2 separate regions of the Mus musculus genome follow, and region 1 is linked to region 2. A link is a contact called in ENCODE Hi-C or POLR2A ChIA-PET data. All regions are on one chromosome and are shown on one strand. Each heading gives the region's core, a stretch centred on a gene start or an enhancer-like site at or near the end of the contact. The rest is flanking DNA. Distances are from core to core; before and after follow the strand shown.

What was found. Hi-C counts contacts between places; a loop is a spot of excess contacts on that map. ChIA-PET counts read pairs that join two places held with the same protein, here RNA polymerase II (POLR2A).
Region 1: a map of left cerebral cortex shows a loop between it and region 2 (2.6-fold over the local background). The contact joins the promoter of Lrrc58 here to the promoter of Fstl1 in region 2. A Hi-C loop is called at or near these places in 1 of 37 maps with a recorded cell type or tissue (left cerebral cortex). POLR2A ChIA-PET finds 5 or more read pairs at or near these places in 2 of 5 experiments (Patski and embryonic stem cell).

Annotation. Positions count from the first base shown.
Region 1 is chr16:37,865,847-37,869,861 of GRCm38, forward strand. Lrrc58 (leucine rich repeat containing 58) reads left to right here and starts at 2,554. Exons shown (of 4, transcript NM_177093.3): 1 at 2,554-3,134. The coding sequence starts at 2,650.
Region 2 is chr16:37,774,962-37,778,811 of GRCm38, forward strand. Fstl1 (follistatin-like 1) reads left to right here and starts at 2,094. Exons shown (of 11, transcript NM_008047.5): 1 at 2,094-2,191; 2 at 2,333-2,389. The coding sequence starts at 2,333.

The DNA.
Region 1 (4,015 bases), core at 1,304-3,803, 91 kb after region 2:
TGTACGTGTGTTGTGGTATGTGTGTGTATGTGCAGAAAAGGGACTGAGTGGAAGGAAGAAGGGGTTGGTTTGACAGGAAGGGGTAAGGAGAAGAGAACAAACACTGCATCCTCATATGCAGGACGTCTGTGTACATAATATGAAAGCAGGTCTGGCGGGAAGGGCTGGGTGGCAAGGGAGAGTGAGGGTGGATTGAAGAGGCAAAGCCACAATGATACGCATGTATAAGCAAGCTGTGAAGAACCACGTGACTTATTACACTTGCATAAAAAGTAATTATAGCCGGGCGTGGTGGCGCACACCTTTAATCCCAGCACTAGGGAGGCAGAGGCAGGCGGATTTCTAAGTTCAAAGCCAGCCTGGTCTACAGAGTGAGTTCCAGGACAGCCAGGGCTACACAGAGAAACCCTGTCTCCAAAAACCACACATTAAAAAAAATTTAATTATAAACAAATCGTGCCTGCAGTGAATGGTAGGGAGTTGAATATAAGGGCATGCACTAAAAAATGAAAATGAAGAGCTTTTCTTTACATGGGAGCCCATTCTGGTTGAGGAGATACACTGTTTACGTTGATATTGATCGTTTTCTTGTTATAGCTTCAAAAATAATACCATGTTCAACTTTTACAAGACAGTTTCTGTTCGACGATCTGCTTCCATCTAGCCTAAATTCAACAAACAGATATCGATAGCACAAATCTTTATTAAAATAGGTCATACTACAGCTCTTCAAGCAGTAGACTCTAAATTTTGTCAGTTTGCCCATTTCTTTGCTACAGCTCCATTTTCTACCCTCTTTCCTTCACTGTTTATTTAAAAAGGAGTTTCTGCCCCACTTAGGACTTTCTGCATAGCTTCAGATTCTATTATTGAGATCATCTTTCCCCTACTACCTGATGTTTACACAGGCTAGCTCTTTTTCTCAATCATGTTTTGTTTTTTTCCCTCGTTTGACATTGCTACTGCTTGTTGTTTTACCAAGAGTACACATTTTTAAAGCATTAAGTATTCTTGATCACAGTAGGGCTTCTTCTAGAATATTAGGTTGATCTGAAATAAGGTCCATTTTAAAAAAGGAACTTCCAAATCAGATGTCTTCAAGACACTTGCAGATTTTATTTTATTTTTTAGACATGGTTTCTTTTTTTTTGTTACCCTGACAGTCCTAAAACTATGTAGATCAGGCTGGTACTCACAGAGACACTCCCACCTCTGCCTCCTGAATGTTGGGATTAAAAGCAGGTACTACTATGTCTGGCACATATTTTTTAAATTCCACTCATAGATTGTTTAAACTAACAAACATGACAACTCAATCATAAAGCTTAGCTGTGAAGTAGCATGAAGTCTCTCATCTGCACAACTGAGTAGATGAGGTTATGATTTTTAGGAAAAAAAGCAATTTAATCCCACTGGTTATCACATAACCTTTTAACTTTCTTGTATTTAAGCTCGGTAAGAAACTAAGCTTTTCTCTTATTTCCACTAATGACTTTAAAATTACAAAACGAAATCTCAGAAAAGATTGACATTGAAATGGGATCAGGATGAAAATAAATCTACTGGAATTAGTGAATTAGAGCTAGAGTCAAGACTTTCCCAGTTAAATTCTATCTAGTTCTCACTTGCAGAGTGCTTTGAACGCTTTCTCCATCTGAGCTCAGTGTAAGCTAGATCTAATAAAGGGGGCTCCTATATCCAACTCCCAAGCGCATTCCCATGCCCAAGGGACCAAAGCCCACAGGAGTGATTCTGTGATTGACGTGGACAAAGTTCTTATTGGACACACAATACTTTTACAATGGTGCTTTTTGTTGTTGTTTTGGGGTTTGTTTTTTTTCCAAACAAGGTTTCACTGTATAGCTGTGGCTGTCTTGGCTCGCTCGCGTTAGACAATGCTTTAAGAAACAACAGGCAATCAGGGAAGGGAAGGTCTTCAAGCATGCTTTCCAGCTGGGGCGACAGCCATCTCCGACTTTGGCTTTAGCTTCGAAGAGGCCTTTGTTCTTCACCGTGTAGCCCTGGCTAGCCTGGGCTATGTAGGTCAGGCGGGCCTCAGACTCAGTACGGCTGCCTCTGCATTTCAGAGCGGGGACGAGAGGCGTGGGGCCACCAAGCACGTTCTCCTGAAGACATTAAATTCTCAGGCTACGTCCCCGTCATGGCTACTCTCTCTGGATCCCGCAAAAATGGGGGGGCCCCGGCCTCAAGTGAGAACAAAGGAGGCGGCGCCCCGTGACGCGCAGGCCCCCGGGCGGGATCAACAGCCCCGGAGCTGTTTACTCTGGCGGCCAAGGCCACCACCGGGTGCCACACTATAAAGGGCGAGCTGCCCGCTCCGGGGAGCCTCAGGCCTCCGGCTCGCCCACCGAGCCCCGCGACGCCCGGGCGAGCACAGCTCCCTCACACGGTTCCCGGGAGCGCCAGGCCTCGGCTCCTGCGCAGCGGACGCCGCGCCGTGCGCCACGTGAGGCGGAGCCCGGCCCCCGGAGCGGCGCGCGCACCCGGCGCCGACCATCGCGTGACTCGGAGGGCGCGCGGGGGTGAGCGCCCGGGCCGTACCGGGCCGCGCCGCGCCACTTCCGACGCGGCGCTCGCTTTAGGTTCCGGGGCGCGCCGCCTCGGCTCGCGGGCCCGGGATCCGGCGGGATGGAGGAGGCCGCGCTCGGGGAGGCCGAACTCAACTGGTCCCGCCTCAGCGTGTCGGCCGAGGCGTTGGAGTCGGAGCTGGAGGCGCGCGCCGAGGAGCGGCGCGGCGCGCGCGAGGCTCTCCTGCGGCTGCTGCTGCCCTACAACCGCCTGACGTCGCTGCCGCGGGCGTTGGGCGGCGGCTTCCCGCACCTCCAGCTCCTGGACGTGAGCGGCAACTCGCTCACGGCGCTGGGGCCCGAGCTGCTGACGCTGAGCGGCCTGCGCACGCTGCTGGCCAGGAACAACCGGCTCGGCGGCCCGGGCTCGCTGCCCAAGGGCCTGGCCCAGTCGCCGCTCTGCCGCAGCCTCCAAGTGCTCAACCTCAGCGGCAACTGCTTCCAGGAGCTGCCCGCCTCGCTGCTGGAGCTGCGCGCCCTTCAGACCCTCAGCCTGGGCGGCAACCAGCTGCAGAGCATCCCCGCCGAGATCGAGAACTTGCGGAGGTGAGCGGCGGCGAGTCCCGGGGGTGGGGAGCGGGGCGGTGGCCCGAGCTCCGTGGCACCGGGTTGGAGGGGGAGGGGGACTAGGCGAGCCATTGTCACCCGTAGCGTCTGACCAAGGGTGGGTGGGTGGGTGGTAGCCTTTGGGTTGTGTTTGGCCTGCCGCAGGTCTTCGACGCCCCCCGCGCCCCCCAATGAACTCTGGAATTCATTGTGGAGACCATGCTAACCTCAAGCTCACAGAGCTCCGCCTGCCTCTACCTCCCAAATCTGGGGCTAAAAGACATGCGCCACTAAGCCGGACTTCGCCTTCTTTCTTGAGTCTAGACAGGGAGTCAAAAGGGCTCCCGTTAACAGAGGTTGGCGATTTCTTACTGGTTAAGTCTTCCGAGACTTTCCATGCGTTTGCATCAAAGTGGCATTTAACGTGGCGTAGGAGGTGCTGACCTACTTCCTTGGTTTTTATTTCCAGTTCCCCTCTTTTCCCGATACCCAAAGTACCATTTGTGGAGTCAGTGAGCCTTGCACACACACACACACCCAGAAAGGCAGCTTCACTAAATTGTGGGGTTGGGGTTGGGTACAAAAAAAAAAAACAAAAAAACCCAAAAACAACAACAACAAAAAAAAACCACGCTGCGCTTCCTTTGACCCTGAGGAACTATTCACATTTCAAAATTTTATCTTAGGAGTCTTTTCTGTAATTCTAAAAAAAAAAAAAAAAAAAAAAAAAAAAAAAAAAAAAACTGTTCCCAGGACAATTAGAGCCAAATTACTTCCTCTGTGTGTCACACATCATACCATTGTATCTGTGTTACTGTATGTTACTGAATGTGATTCCTTCTTTACAGGAACTGTCTGTCCTATCTCCTAGTGGCTTAGTC
Region 2 (3,850 bases), core at 844-3,343:
GATATCTGTGAGAAACCGCTTAGGCTATGTTGACAGCCCTCCTATGGGAAAAGCACAGGAAGTTTTGAGGGCACACAATGGTGTTATTAGAGGACAGAAGCAAACCTTAGTACATCCAAGCTCATTTCTTCAAATCTAGCACAATGACAGGCAGGGTAGCCAATGGGGGGCATTTATGCTCTGTTCATCTTGATCCAACAAATAGGAAGGCATGTAACACCTGACTGCTGAGCTTCAAAGAATGCATCATTCTCTCTGTGTTCTATTTTCCTTTCTGTTGCTGTGATAAAAGACATCGACCAAAAGCAACTTAGGGGGAGTGTATTTCATCTCAGAGGTCACAGTCCATCACTGAGGAGAGTCACAGCAGAAAGATCCCCAAGTGGGAACCTGGAGCAGAAATCTGGGAGGGATGCTGCTTGCAGGCTTGCTTGCAGGCTCATGCATAGCTAGCTTTCTAGCCCAGGACCAGGTGCCTACAGAATGGCACCACCCACAGTGGGCTAGGTCCTCCAACATCAACTATCAAGTCAATGCCTCCACAGACATAGGCCCGTCTAATAGGCAATTCTTCTCTTAGCTTCAGGCTATGTCAACTCAACAATCAAAACTAACTAGCACACCCCTCTTAAGTATAGAGGGCAGTGACTATTTATTTATTTATTTTTATTCATTAATTTTGCTTTTTCATGCAGCTAATTTTTACACAAGCAGGTTTTCCAACTCTCCCTGTACCTATGGGGTGTGTTTGATTCTGGGGTTCAGCAGTAGCAAACCCATTGCAGCCCCTGCTGTTTTAAAGCCATGGCCAACATTCCAATATGACCCATAACAGAGTTTACATTTTTGTTTCCATCTGTGTAGCACTCGGGCTATCTCAGTGTGGAATTTAGGCATAATTTTGAAACCTTCAGCTGTAGGTATTCAGCAGACCTCGGTAGACGATAAACTAAGACAAGTTCAGAGCACACCATGATACCTGGTATGATGAGAGCATCGGGGTGTGTGGCAAAGAAGGTGAAGAGAAGACGAAAAGGTTCGGCCACGGGGTGAAATGGAGTGCTTACAAGGAAGGCAGAAAGGTTGGATTTGGTGTGGGAGAAGAAAGTGGATGAAGTATCTCAGTGAATGAAGATGTGACACGGTACTGTCTAAACCCCAGAGCGAAAGAACATGGCGGTTAGTTTTCAGTGCTGTCAAGAATGGGCTGAGCAGGTAGAAAGTGGGAGTCGGCAACCAGAGGTTGAAATGTGTCACACAGAGATTTATTTTTGACCGCCAGAGATAGGGAAGCCAGGGCAGGAAAGAGATTGGGGATCCACACTCTTATTATAGGGGCGGCACACCTTTGAAGACCTCTGGGGAAAGAAACACTGGTGGAGATCAAAGGCTCAAAGAGGGACTTTTCCAGAAATGGCCAAGGTGCTAACGGGAGATTGGTGAGATGGAGAGGGGTTAGAGTTCCTGGGTTGGAGGGAAGCATATAAAAATGCTGCAGAGCAGGGCACTTGCCCCCTCTCCCTAGTACACCCACAGTTGACCGCAAAGTAGCTTTCTGCTCACCAGCCCATCTTGGGCTCCTATGCCTGCTTCCTTCTTGGGCTGTAGTAATACCTTCACATCCTCTACTCTCCCTTTTCCCTTTCAACAAGGAAGGGTGGCTCTGGGATGCTTAGGTTCGAGTCCCAGCCCTGGCATGGATGCCCACTGTACTGTCCATCTGGTTGTCACTGCAGTCCTCAGCGAGTTCCTTCTGTTACCCACCCCCACCCACCCCCCCGCTGCCGCAGGCCAGCGCCCCTCCCGGGCGTGGGATTTCTGTGATTTCCCCCGCCTTTGTTTCAGGGTCCCCTGAGACACGGACACCCAGTGCCTTCTCTTGAGATATCTGAAGATTCTTGGTTGGGGTCTAGGAGAGGACGGGGATGCCTGCGGTGCATGGACGCTCCTGGGCTACTGGCGGGGGCCGGGAGGAGGGAGCGCAGCGGGAGCCGCGGGGGCAGCGCTGCAGAAGGGGAGGAGAATAGGGAGGAGCTGGGGGGCCGGAGGGCGGGGAAGGAGGGGTCTTAAGGGGCGGCGAGCCCAGGTCGGACTTCCTCGGAGCCTGGTGATAAGCGACGCTCCCACCTTCGCCTCTAACTCGCTGCCGCCACCCTGCCCAGTGTCCTCCGGAGTCCCGGACCCGAGCACGGTGAGCGCGGTGCAGAGGCCGGGCCGCTGCGGGCACCGAGGGTGCTGGGAGGAGGGGGATGAATCTGTGGGACCCGAAGAAGTTTCTAGGGTCTGAGCGGGGCCCAGCGCCTTCACTCTCACCCTCTTCTCTCTTCCGCAGATGTGGAAACGATGGCTGGCGCTCTCGCTGGTGACCATCGCCCTGGTCCACGGCGAGGTAGGTGACCGGTCTCTGGGGTTTGCGCCCCAGCGGTCGAGTGTGCACTCTAGGGATGCTCTCTGGGGGTGGGACTGAAGGTCCCCCAGCCTTACGATGGAGTGGGATTCTGGCACGCTAGGAGCAGAAATTCTACCTAACAAACTTAGATCTCAATTCTTGAAATAGTTTGGGCCAAAAGCTGGAGCCCCACCACGCCTAATATGGAGGGAGGCTGGGGAGTGGGGAGAGAGGACAGACTGGGTGGATAGGAGCAGAGGCGGCGGCCAGAGCAGCCGCAGAGTTCAAAAAGGCGCCTTGAGTTCTGTTCACTTCAGAGGAAACAGAATAGTTACGGACTTTTTCTTTCCAAGTCTTTCCTAGCCGGGGGGGGGGGGGGGGGGCACTTAAAAGTTTTTTTTTTTAACAGCAAAATGAAATTTCCTTTCTTCTTCATAGAGTGAATTGAGATTTCCTGAAATGCATTTTCTTCTTTGTAAAATGTCCTGGATTTTTGTTGTTGTCATTGTTATTATCTGGGCCCTATAAGAGTCTTTTATAATCCAAATTTCCCCTTAAACTCGGTTGAGCAAATGCAGGAATCTGCGGCTCTACCCTTTGGGGGCCTCTGGTTTCCAGCTAAAATATGTAGAGTCTCTCTCTCTCTCTCTCTCTCTCTCTCTCTCTCTCTCTCTCTCTCTTGTTTTCTTTTCAACTCCAGTGACCTTCCTGAGACACTACAAACAAACCAACAAACCCTATGGCACAAGCCCCTCCATTAACTCAAAGGTTTAGGGACAGAAAATAAACAATTCTAAATTCCCTGGGCTCCAGTCTCCAGAAAAGTGAGGTCAGAAACTAAACATTTGATAATTGTGGCAGGAAATGTGGAAAGAATTAAAACGCATGAGAGAGAAGAAATGGAATGCACATTACAAAAGAAATAGCTCCCTGGTGGGTGGTTTATAGCCCCTCAGAGTTTTTCTTTCACTTTACAGTTTAGCCCCACCCTTTGCATCACAGCTTGAGTCAATCCCAGAATTAATAAATGCACACAGTCTTCAGGACTTTAAACACACACACACACACACACACACACACACACACACACACACACGCACACACTGTACTGGTGTGTGTTCCTTTAATTCACTGTATCACTGATTGAGGTAGAAGCAGTCTATTTTTATTTCTAGAGAAATAAAAGCAGCAAGTATTTATTAGGTAGCTACTACTTGTATTAAGATTCTACTTTAATCATAGGGGAACTGAGTCAGGGAAGTTTGTGCAACTTACAAAATAAGTTATAGTAGTGAGGGCAAGATGCAAACCCAAGCCGTCTGGCTCCAGACTCCAGACAATTCATCACTACCTGGCCCGCTTACAAACATGAGGGCTTAGGATTTTACCAAGTGTTTTGTGTCTGCTCGGATCACTTCTAGCATTTCTTTTAAAGCCTCTCAGCCCTGTGAGTTGGGCTTT